Linked DNA regions of Homo sapiens: region 2 is linked to region 1. A link is an interaction called in ENCODE POLR2A ChIA-PET data of the cell type or tissue named here. Cell type or tissue: MCF 10A. All regions are shown on one strand. Links, peaks and the distances in the headings refer to the core of each region. The heading gives the core; the rest is flanking DNA. Region 1 has its middle 26 kb from the start of ALDH1A1. Region 2 overlaps ALDH1A1 (aldehyde dehydrogenase 1 family member A1).

Evidence for each region. Peaks named below come from ENCODE experiments on the same cell type or tissue, not always from the same donor. Only the 100,000 strongest peaks of a DNase experiment are listed, where the experiment ranks them.
Region 2: POLR2A ChIA-PET joins it to region 1 with 5 read pairs; 2 of 35 experiments call an interaction of 5 or more read pairs at or near these places.

What each region holds. Positions count from the first base shown.
Region 1 is chr9:72,976,519-72,980,927 of GRCh38, reverse strand. No RefSeq gene overlaps it. Among named protein-coding and RNA genes, the nearest start is that of ALDH1A1, 26 kb to the right of the region's middle. In MCF 10A, for the core only: no CTCF peak of the experiment used is centred there; a DNase peak (open chromatin) is centred at 2,017.
Region 2 is chr9:72,916,730-72,921,138 of GRCh38, reverse strand. ALDH1A1 (aldehyde dehydrogenase 1 family member A1) reads left to right here. Exons shown (of 13, transcript NM_000689.5): 8 at 2,317-2,419; 9 at 4,035-4,219. Among named protein-coding and RNA genes, the nearest start is that of ALDH1A1, 34 kb to the left of the region's middle. In MCF 10A, for the core only: no CTCF peak of the experiment used is centred there; no DNase peak of the experiment used is centred there.

The sequences.
Region 1 (4,409 bases), core at 98-4,097:
AAAGCCCAAAGATGAATGAAAGACACTCTCCATTGTTCATAAACACATCTCCCTTAATGTAGTTAAGCTATCAGCGAGTAATGCTGGCAACAGCTGAAAAGGGTTTACAAAATACTAAGGGACGTGAGATAAAGATCTGAGCAGTAACATAGAACAGAGGTAGGGTTATTCAAAGCACACTTTCCCCCAAAGCCCAGCATACACAATAACTCCCTCTGTGAGTAGCAGGCTTCGGTAGAAGATCAAAGAACTAACACTTGAGACTATATCAAGAAATCTACTCGTTAAAGAGCCAAAAATGTAGATCAGAATCTTCTTTCAGATTAACTCAGGATACGAAGCAGAATAAAATGGACAAAATATCTTTCCAGTGAAGTGAAAAAGAAAAAAAAAAAAGAAAACAATAATCTACAGTTCAAAGTGGACCACTGAAATGTGGGGCCCTAAAGTGTTGTGTCTATTTGGATACCTGTAGACAATTTTATCACTGCCCCCACCACCACTAAATTGCCAACTATTTGTCTCACATTTCTGAAAATTATGAAACCACTATAGAAAATGTAAAACGCTAAATGAGAAACAAGGCATTTTGGAAAACTGCTCAATAATTACGGTAAATTATCACTGCAGGGGGACTGGATTCATTGGCAAATCATTAACAGGCTCCCACTTGGCCTAAATAATTGGTATCCAGTATTTTATAGGTAGTTTGTAATACCTAATGAATATTTCTTTATTACTCCTCTAACTTGAAAAATGAAACAGTGAAACTAGATGATCTCTAAGGCAGTTCCTAGTCTTAAGTCCTTATACCCTAATACCCTGGGGTAAGATAAACCTACTTGTCTAGAATATATATTATTTATTAATGTGTGTGTATATGTAAAAGAATGATTCTGTTAATAAAGAGCACACCTGAACTGTGACATCTCTGATAGATGGCACCACTAGGTGCATCTCATAGGGTTCTGAATGTTACTTTATAATTTAATATATTAAATAAATTTAATATATTAAATATTAATTTAATATATTAATGATGATATTTTAATATATTAAATAAAAATCACTAATGGGCATATGACTTCATACAGCATCTTTTGACAAAGACCATGTCTTGCATCTGAGGAAAGTGCACTTTTCTTTGGATTTAATCTATATATTAGAGTTTGACCTTTCATTTCTTGCACAGTGAGTCAGCATTATTTGCTGATAAAGATAATAAACTAATTTTCATATCACTGTTATATAACCCACAAAAAGAAAATCTACACCTTTATCTTTTCCCATGGCATTTGCATAACTTTGCACCTCATTACAACACAAAAGGCCCTTATGTATGGTCTTTTGCAACAGGGCATACTCCTTGTGTATACACCTGAAGTCTTGTTTATATTTGGTGTGGTGGTACCCATAAGAGCATTTTTGTGGTCGGTGTTGCTGTTTGCACCACAGTTCTACTTCTAGCTTGACTTACAGATATCAGAACCTAGTAAACACAAGTGAATTTGATGTGACTACATTGTTTTATATGTGAATAGTGTCTCCCACAATTCTGTGATTCTTGTGCCCTGGTCTTAGTGAAAATAATCATTTCTTTGGTAAGGACTTGAGGGAGTCAGTAGAAAAGAAAGCAGTAATCTACAGTTGCTCTGAGAAAGAGGCTACACAGTAAAAAGTTTCAGGGCGTGCTTGATCATAATAGTTCAAGTCTTGCTAAAATGGTTGTCTTCTGTTCTTTAATAACCATTTTGTGGATATTCATGAGATGGAAACATACAAGAAATTAAAATTTATTCAAACATATATTTCATGAACACATACTATGCCCTGGCTTATCTAAAATGTGTGAGGCTTAAAGCAACTGTTCACATATAAGTAGTTAGAAATGCAGAGTACTGGTTGGGAGCCAGGGGATTCAAGTCCCAGAAGGAAATACTTTTAATATACTGCATTATTCAGGCCTTTAATCTCTTGGATTGTTATATAATGTTTCACTCCACTATCTGGAAATGCTTCCAAACCGCAGAATGTCTTCAGCATTGCAAATAAATTACTGTGCCAACATGTTTCTGCCACCCTGTTGAGCCACATTATTAGATGAGGTCCCTCAGCACAAATTACTTTTTGAGCAACTAGATTCATTTGGTTGGAAACATCAGGCCTTCAATAACCTTTTAACACAAAAATCTAGGATCTTATTTCATGTATGCATTCAGTTAATCAACATGTATTTGTTCAGGCATTAGCTAGGAGTTACAGTACAGTGTTTGGCAGAGAAAGTAGACAAAATGATTTCTGCCTTAAATCTAGGAGAGAAAAGATATATAATCATAATTATAAAACAGTATGATTAAGATTATAAGCAAGAGTGTCAGAAAGTAGAGCTGAGGATGGAGAAAGAGAACCCTGATGGCATCATCTGATCCCCTGTATCCAGTTATATTTGCAGCCAACTCTCTTACTACAATTCTTTGGTTCGATAAGTTCTGTTGGTTTAATTTTGTTTTGTTAGCATTGTTTGAGTTTCTGTACTTGTAGTTTAAAATGTTCTCACTAATATCAAAAGCAAAAGTCAGGAAAAACGGAAGCAGAGAGCTGTACTGAGGAATTAAAATAATCCAGATGAGTGATAACAATATAACTAAAGAAAAGCGGATATATCCAAAATGTGTGAATCCTGAATGAGCAAGACTCACTAGCTGTGTGAGGGTGGGGAGAGGGAGAATGAGGGGCTATGATGTTATCTGTAAAACACTTTTCATCATGAAACCTAGACAGGTGAAAGGGTACATTCTTAGCTAAAATGAGTGAAAGAAGCATGAGATCTTTTAGTTCTTCTTAGGGTTCAGTCCAAGGAAATCTTTGTGGTTTATTGCACGCTGGTGAATAGCCAATGTGAAGAAGTAAAGGTTGTGTGTGCATCTCCTCCCAGATACTACAGGAGTCACATTCTAAGCTTGGTGTAATTAACTAACATAGCACTTGATGTTCCTTCACCTAAAAGCTGAGCACTGTCAGATGTGAAGTACCAGCTAAGCTGGGTGCCCACAAAGGGATGAGGATGACTCACTGTGCTCTGCTTCCATGCCTGCCACTGCTGTGAATGGGATAAAACTTAAACCCTCATCTTTGAAGCCAGTCTTTGCGGGTAACTCCAAGCAGAGCAGTAATTCAATCTCCAGTTCCCAGAGGTGTAAGTGACAGTGGTTTCAGAGAGATGATGCCATGTCTGTGCCAAAATGCAGCTGAAAAAAGCATCCATTGCCACTATTCAAAAATTCAAGATTAATCTTGAGTGATGTGTTCCTTATGATGAAATGAAAAAAAAAAAAAAAAGAAAAGCTAGGTAGGAGCTTAAAATAAATTTGGTCCTTAAAAAATCGAATTATATATTATCTAATATAAACCTATAACCTATAGAGAGCTCATTCAAATCTGCATGTGAATATTAAGACTTCAGTATAACGAGAATGAGCGGGAGGCCCACTCATGAAGAGACAGGCACAATAAAGAGACTCGTGGAAACTTGCTTAGCTTTATACGCAATGAAATAAATTTAAATTAAAATTCAGCTAATGTATCATTTCATTACTAATAACTTGGAATCAGGGACTTTTTAAAATATTAAAGTGAAATCATCATTTGGAATGGAGTATGGCAATATTTAATTTATAATATTCAAAACCATAAAATATCTTTAATCTTGCCCAATATTTCTATCCCTACGATTATAACCTAAGGATATTACTCAGCAGAGGAAAAAGATATACGCATGAAATAATCATTTAGCATTCTCCATAATATCAAATATATTGAGAAAAGCTTAACTGACCAAGAGTAAGCAAATGAATAAAACACATGTTGTAAAAATGTATGTAGGCATAAATATTATAGTTATAAAACAATGTGGAAATATGGAAAGTGGTTTTGTAACTTTTGAAATAAACAGTATACAAAATTGTATGCATATTATGTAAACTAAATATATATATTTGGGCAAAGATTGAGTTCAAACAAATAAAGAAAACAGAAACAAAGTAATATATGTATTAAAAATTAATTTATGACAGAATGAAAGAGGGACAGAAGAGGAACCATTTAATAAATTGTGTTAGGACAACATAAAGACAAAATCGATTCCGGGCAAATAAAAAACTCATAGGGAAAAGAAGAAACTGATAAATATTTATTTATTTATTTAATTATATTTTAAGTTCTGGGATACATGTGCAGAACGTGCAGGTTTGTTACATAGGTATACATGTGCCATGGTGGTTTGCTGCACCCATCAACCCATCATTTCCATTATGTATTTCTCCTAATACTCTCCCTTCCCTAGCCCCCAACCGCCTGACAGGCTCCGATGTATGTTGTTCCCCTCCCTGTGTCCATGTGTTCTCATTATT
Region 2 (4,409 bases), core at 284-4,283, 60 kb after region 1:
AGTAGCTGGGACTACAGGCGCCCACCACCACGCCCAGCTAATTTTTTGTACTTTTAGTAGAGTTGGGGTTTCACCGTGTTAGCCAGGATGGTCTCGATCTCTTGACCTCATGATCTGCCCGCCTCAGCCTCCCAGAGTGCTGGGATTACAGGCGTGAGCCACCGCAATATCCCATTAGATTCATATAAAATAGAACTCTACCCACATTATGCAAGACATAATAAGCTAGACCATTTTCATGGGCATTTGCTACTTCTGCTCCACATGGCAATGCCACAGTATCATGGAATACACTGTTTAGCCATAGTCTTAATAGTTCTTATCTTTTCTTCATTGCATACTCCTTTGAGAAAAATGATAAACGTTTACTTTTCTCCAAATAAGGGAATGAAATCATGAGACAAAAATTAATGTCTCTTTGTTTTGACTTTAGCTAGACTTTTGGGAAAACTCAAGCCTTTTATTTGCCATCTAAACTTGTGCTAAGCAAAAGTGTAGACTTTCTTTCTCATTCATACTTCTAACCATTCTTCATCCTAGTTCTTTTGACGTTTGTAGCTTTTACAAAAATATATTTGATTTTATTACCTTCTCCAAGGCAAAAGTTATCTACTTTAATGGAGTTACTTCCGTAAACCTAAATTAAACAAATAAAAAAAATTCAGAAAGAATTTAGAGAAATCAAAGGGTGACAGGTAAGTAAATTTTTTATCTACAAAATTAAAAACTCCTTAACATCTTAAATGAAAATTCAGTTTCTGAAAGTGGTCATAAGAAGTGTGTTATAGAATGGCATATAAGAGAAATTTCAGACAGGATTTCCCTAGTGCAAATCTCCTTTTAATTTATTTTTTATTAATCTTTTAGGGGTTTGATTTAGAAACATAAAATATTTAAATAGGAGGAAAACATTAGCATATTAATGCCCTATTCTGTAATTCACAGTAGCAGTTAGTTCAGTAACCACATAAAATCTAAACATACACTCACGAAACATCTATTTCTCTCTTGTTCAGTTGGGATAGAAACTTTTTATTAAAATCTGACATGCAGAGTAAAAAAAAGAAACCTAGAAAATAAAAGAAGCAAAATAGTGAATTGCCTTTAAAAAAGAAAGGCAAAGAACATGTTGGTGGATTAAGGCTGCCATACAAATAATAAAAAAGAAATAATTGTAGAACCAGCCAAGTTTTTAGAGATAGAAAAACCAGAAACAACTATAGTAAATAATCTTGATGGGAAGTGATCCACAAAGGAAAAAATAATTGAAAACAAAGTCTTCCTCTGAAAAGGGAAAACTAGCATTAAAGAAGAAACCAGAACTGTAGGATTCCAGCTAACTGAAGTAGCTGCACAGATCCCATTTCTTTCATCCAGTTCCACTGTTCAAAGGTGTGTGTGTTGGGTGGGAAGACAGAGAAAGAAAGAGATAGAGAGACGACTGTCAATCCGCAATTAAATGAGCCTTCTGTCATAGATACTAATGAGGAGAGGTATGCAGTGATACGTTATTGTTACTGCTACCACAGAGTTAACAATCTATTTGGGAAATGTATTTCTATACAAATAATACAATCTGGATCAGACTCTGAAGGAGACTTCATGAGGTTTTTTGGGAGACTAGAAAAAGAAATGGTCCTGTCATTTCTTCTAGCATCTGACCTAGTGTCATCAGAGAAGGATTTAAGGAGAAGCTAAGATATGAGCTGGACCCCTAAGAAAAATAGAACTTGAAGGCAGTCCAGGTTGGGGTGGACAAATAATGAGAAGAAGGATGAGATTCAAGAGGTAGTGAATATGTCAGTTTGACTGGATAGAGTTATCTGGATGCCAGAAGAGGGATAAAAAATGAAATAGCTAAGTTGCGACTGGGTCATGATAAGTCTGATCAATCTGTAGAAAGATGATATTCTGATTAAAATTAAAAATAACCTCCGTAGCCATCAATATCACTTATCCGTGTTCTATATCTCTGCTTTCTTGCTGATGAAAAATCAGCATTTTTCTGATTCCTTTTATGTCTGTATGCTTGGATGAGGGAGCTTTACATATCTAAAAGTGCCAGATCTTTAAAAATGCCATTTGCCAGAGAATCACTTGAACCCGGGAGGCGGAGGTTGCAGTGAGCCGAGATTGCGCCACTGCACTCCAGCCCAGTCGACAGTGTGAGACTTCGTCTCAAAAAAAAAAGCCATTTGGTGTTTCTCCCAAATGAAATTTTACTGTGGCACAAACATCACATAAATTTAGAATGCTAAAGCAACCTGTGTTCATGAGAGCAGGGTAAGCCTCCTCCTTTGTAATGCTCCCTTTCAGGTTGGCAAGTTGATCAAAGAAGCTGCCGGGAAAAGCAATCTGAAGAGGGTGACCCTGGAGCTTGGAGGAAAGAGCCCTTGCATTGTGTTAGCTGATGCCGACTGTGAGTAGAAACCACTTTGTTAACTTTTCGTCCTTCATCGTTTTTGGTGTCTGATAATGCCAAAAGTGAACTTGAACTTTACAAAAAAAAAAAAAAAAAAAAAAAAGCATTTGCTTCTAACATCAAAGTGTAAAGAGTCCAAAATTACTCTTGAAAATCTCTTAAATCATCCTAAAGTTATAACACATAGATAATAGACACAATTTCTTCCTCGTTTAGAATAGATTGCTATTTCCTCAGCTGAACCCTAGATGATGTAAACATTTTGCATTTAAATGCCATGGTGTATTTTTTAAATTCCATATCTGTGATTATTAGCATTTCATTGAGCTAATGAGATACTCCAGAATGGGACTTGGATTGAGACCAACTGAGGAGACAGCAGTTTCACATTTGCCCTCTCCCTTCACTCTGGGTCATACACTCATTAAATGAAATGATCAGAAGAAAATTATACCTAATATTTAAATATTTTTTCCTAGCAAGTATAGTGGAGTTTATGTACATTAAACCTACAAATTTGATATAACCCCACTATATAATATTTTAGGTTCATTCTGATTATATTACCAAGTAGAATTTCCCAATTATTTCCTAAATAGAAGTTAATTAGCAGAAATGCATGGTCAAACATTCTTTTTTCTTTCACAACTGCATTATCTGTTAGAGGCTGTAAATACAAATGGTTCATGGAATTAGCCTATGTTGCTGTTTTGATCTTAATTGAAGTATTTTAGAACACACTACCTTATGAAATATTCTATAAACATGAAAGATTTCTAATTTTACTAAGACTGTCTATAAACTGCTTCTGCTACAACTTAAGCAGATGTAATTAGTTCACAAAATAAATAATAATCATACCCAGTTGCTATAACATTGAATTGAATCTTCAGCATTTAGAAAATTAAAATGCAAAGAAAATTTTATTCTTGTTTAGAGTCTACTAAGGAAGCAACCTATTTCTTCCTTTTAATGCACATTTTATCGCCTAAAATAAATAAGAGTTTATAGGCACATATGAAATAATACGGTATACTTTAGATAGATTTTGAAAATGTCTTTGATGGAATAAAATCATAAGGTGAGTGAGTGATTCTGAGTATTAGTGTTTTTTGTTACTTTTTAGTTGTTTTTGTTTTATTTTGTTTTTCTTTCCCACAAAGATCACATTTCCTGTTGAGTAGAGTATTTAAGAATCTTTTGAAATTATTTAATTCGATAGACATGTCAGGTTTTTTTTATTATCTGTTTAAAATCTGGGGCCTGAAAGAAATAATCACAATCATCTAATTATATAATTGGAGATATTTATATAAATCATTTCCAAAGAGATTTGGTCTCATGATCAAATCTACATTCTTGGTGATGTCCATATTAAAGTTGTAATAGTAACCACTATTTTTTCAGATTCTGTATGTTTCTATTTTTTCCATGGTAAATGCAGGATCAGAAAGATTAATTTGCCACCTGGCTGGTAGGAGGTAAACTATACTGAGCCCATGTCTGACTACACAACTCATAATTTTTCTTTATCTCCATGTTGCCTCTGAGAAACATATAAAATATATAATTTTTATAAAATATATCTTTAATGTGAATGTCTTCTTCGCAGTGGACAATGCTGTTGAATTTGCACACCATGGGGTATTCTACCACCAGGGCCAGTGTTGTATAGCCGCATCCAGGATTTTTGTGGAAGAATCAATTTATGATGAGTTTGTTCGAAGGAGTGTTGAGCGGGCTAAGAAGTATATCCTTGGAAATCCTCTGACCCCAGGAGTCACTCAAGGCCCTCAGGTAAGTATAAAATAGAAAGGATAGCATTTTCAGGGCACAGGAATAAAGTATCCTCTTTAGACCTAGATTTTATTGAGTAAGATTACTTCCCATCTGCACACCTTCCTAGGTGACAATGCTGTGCCAGTTTGGTGTTTAAAAGCAATCTAACTCCCAGTGAGAATGAAATCATCCTGTTTTTGTGTTGCCC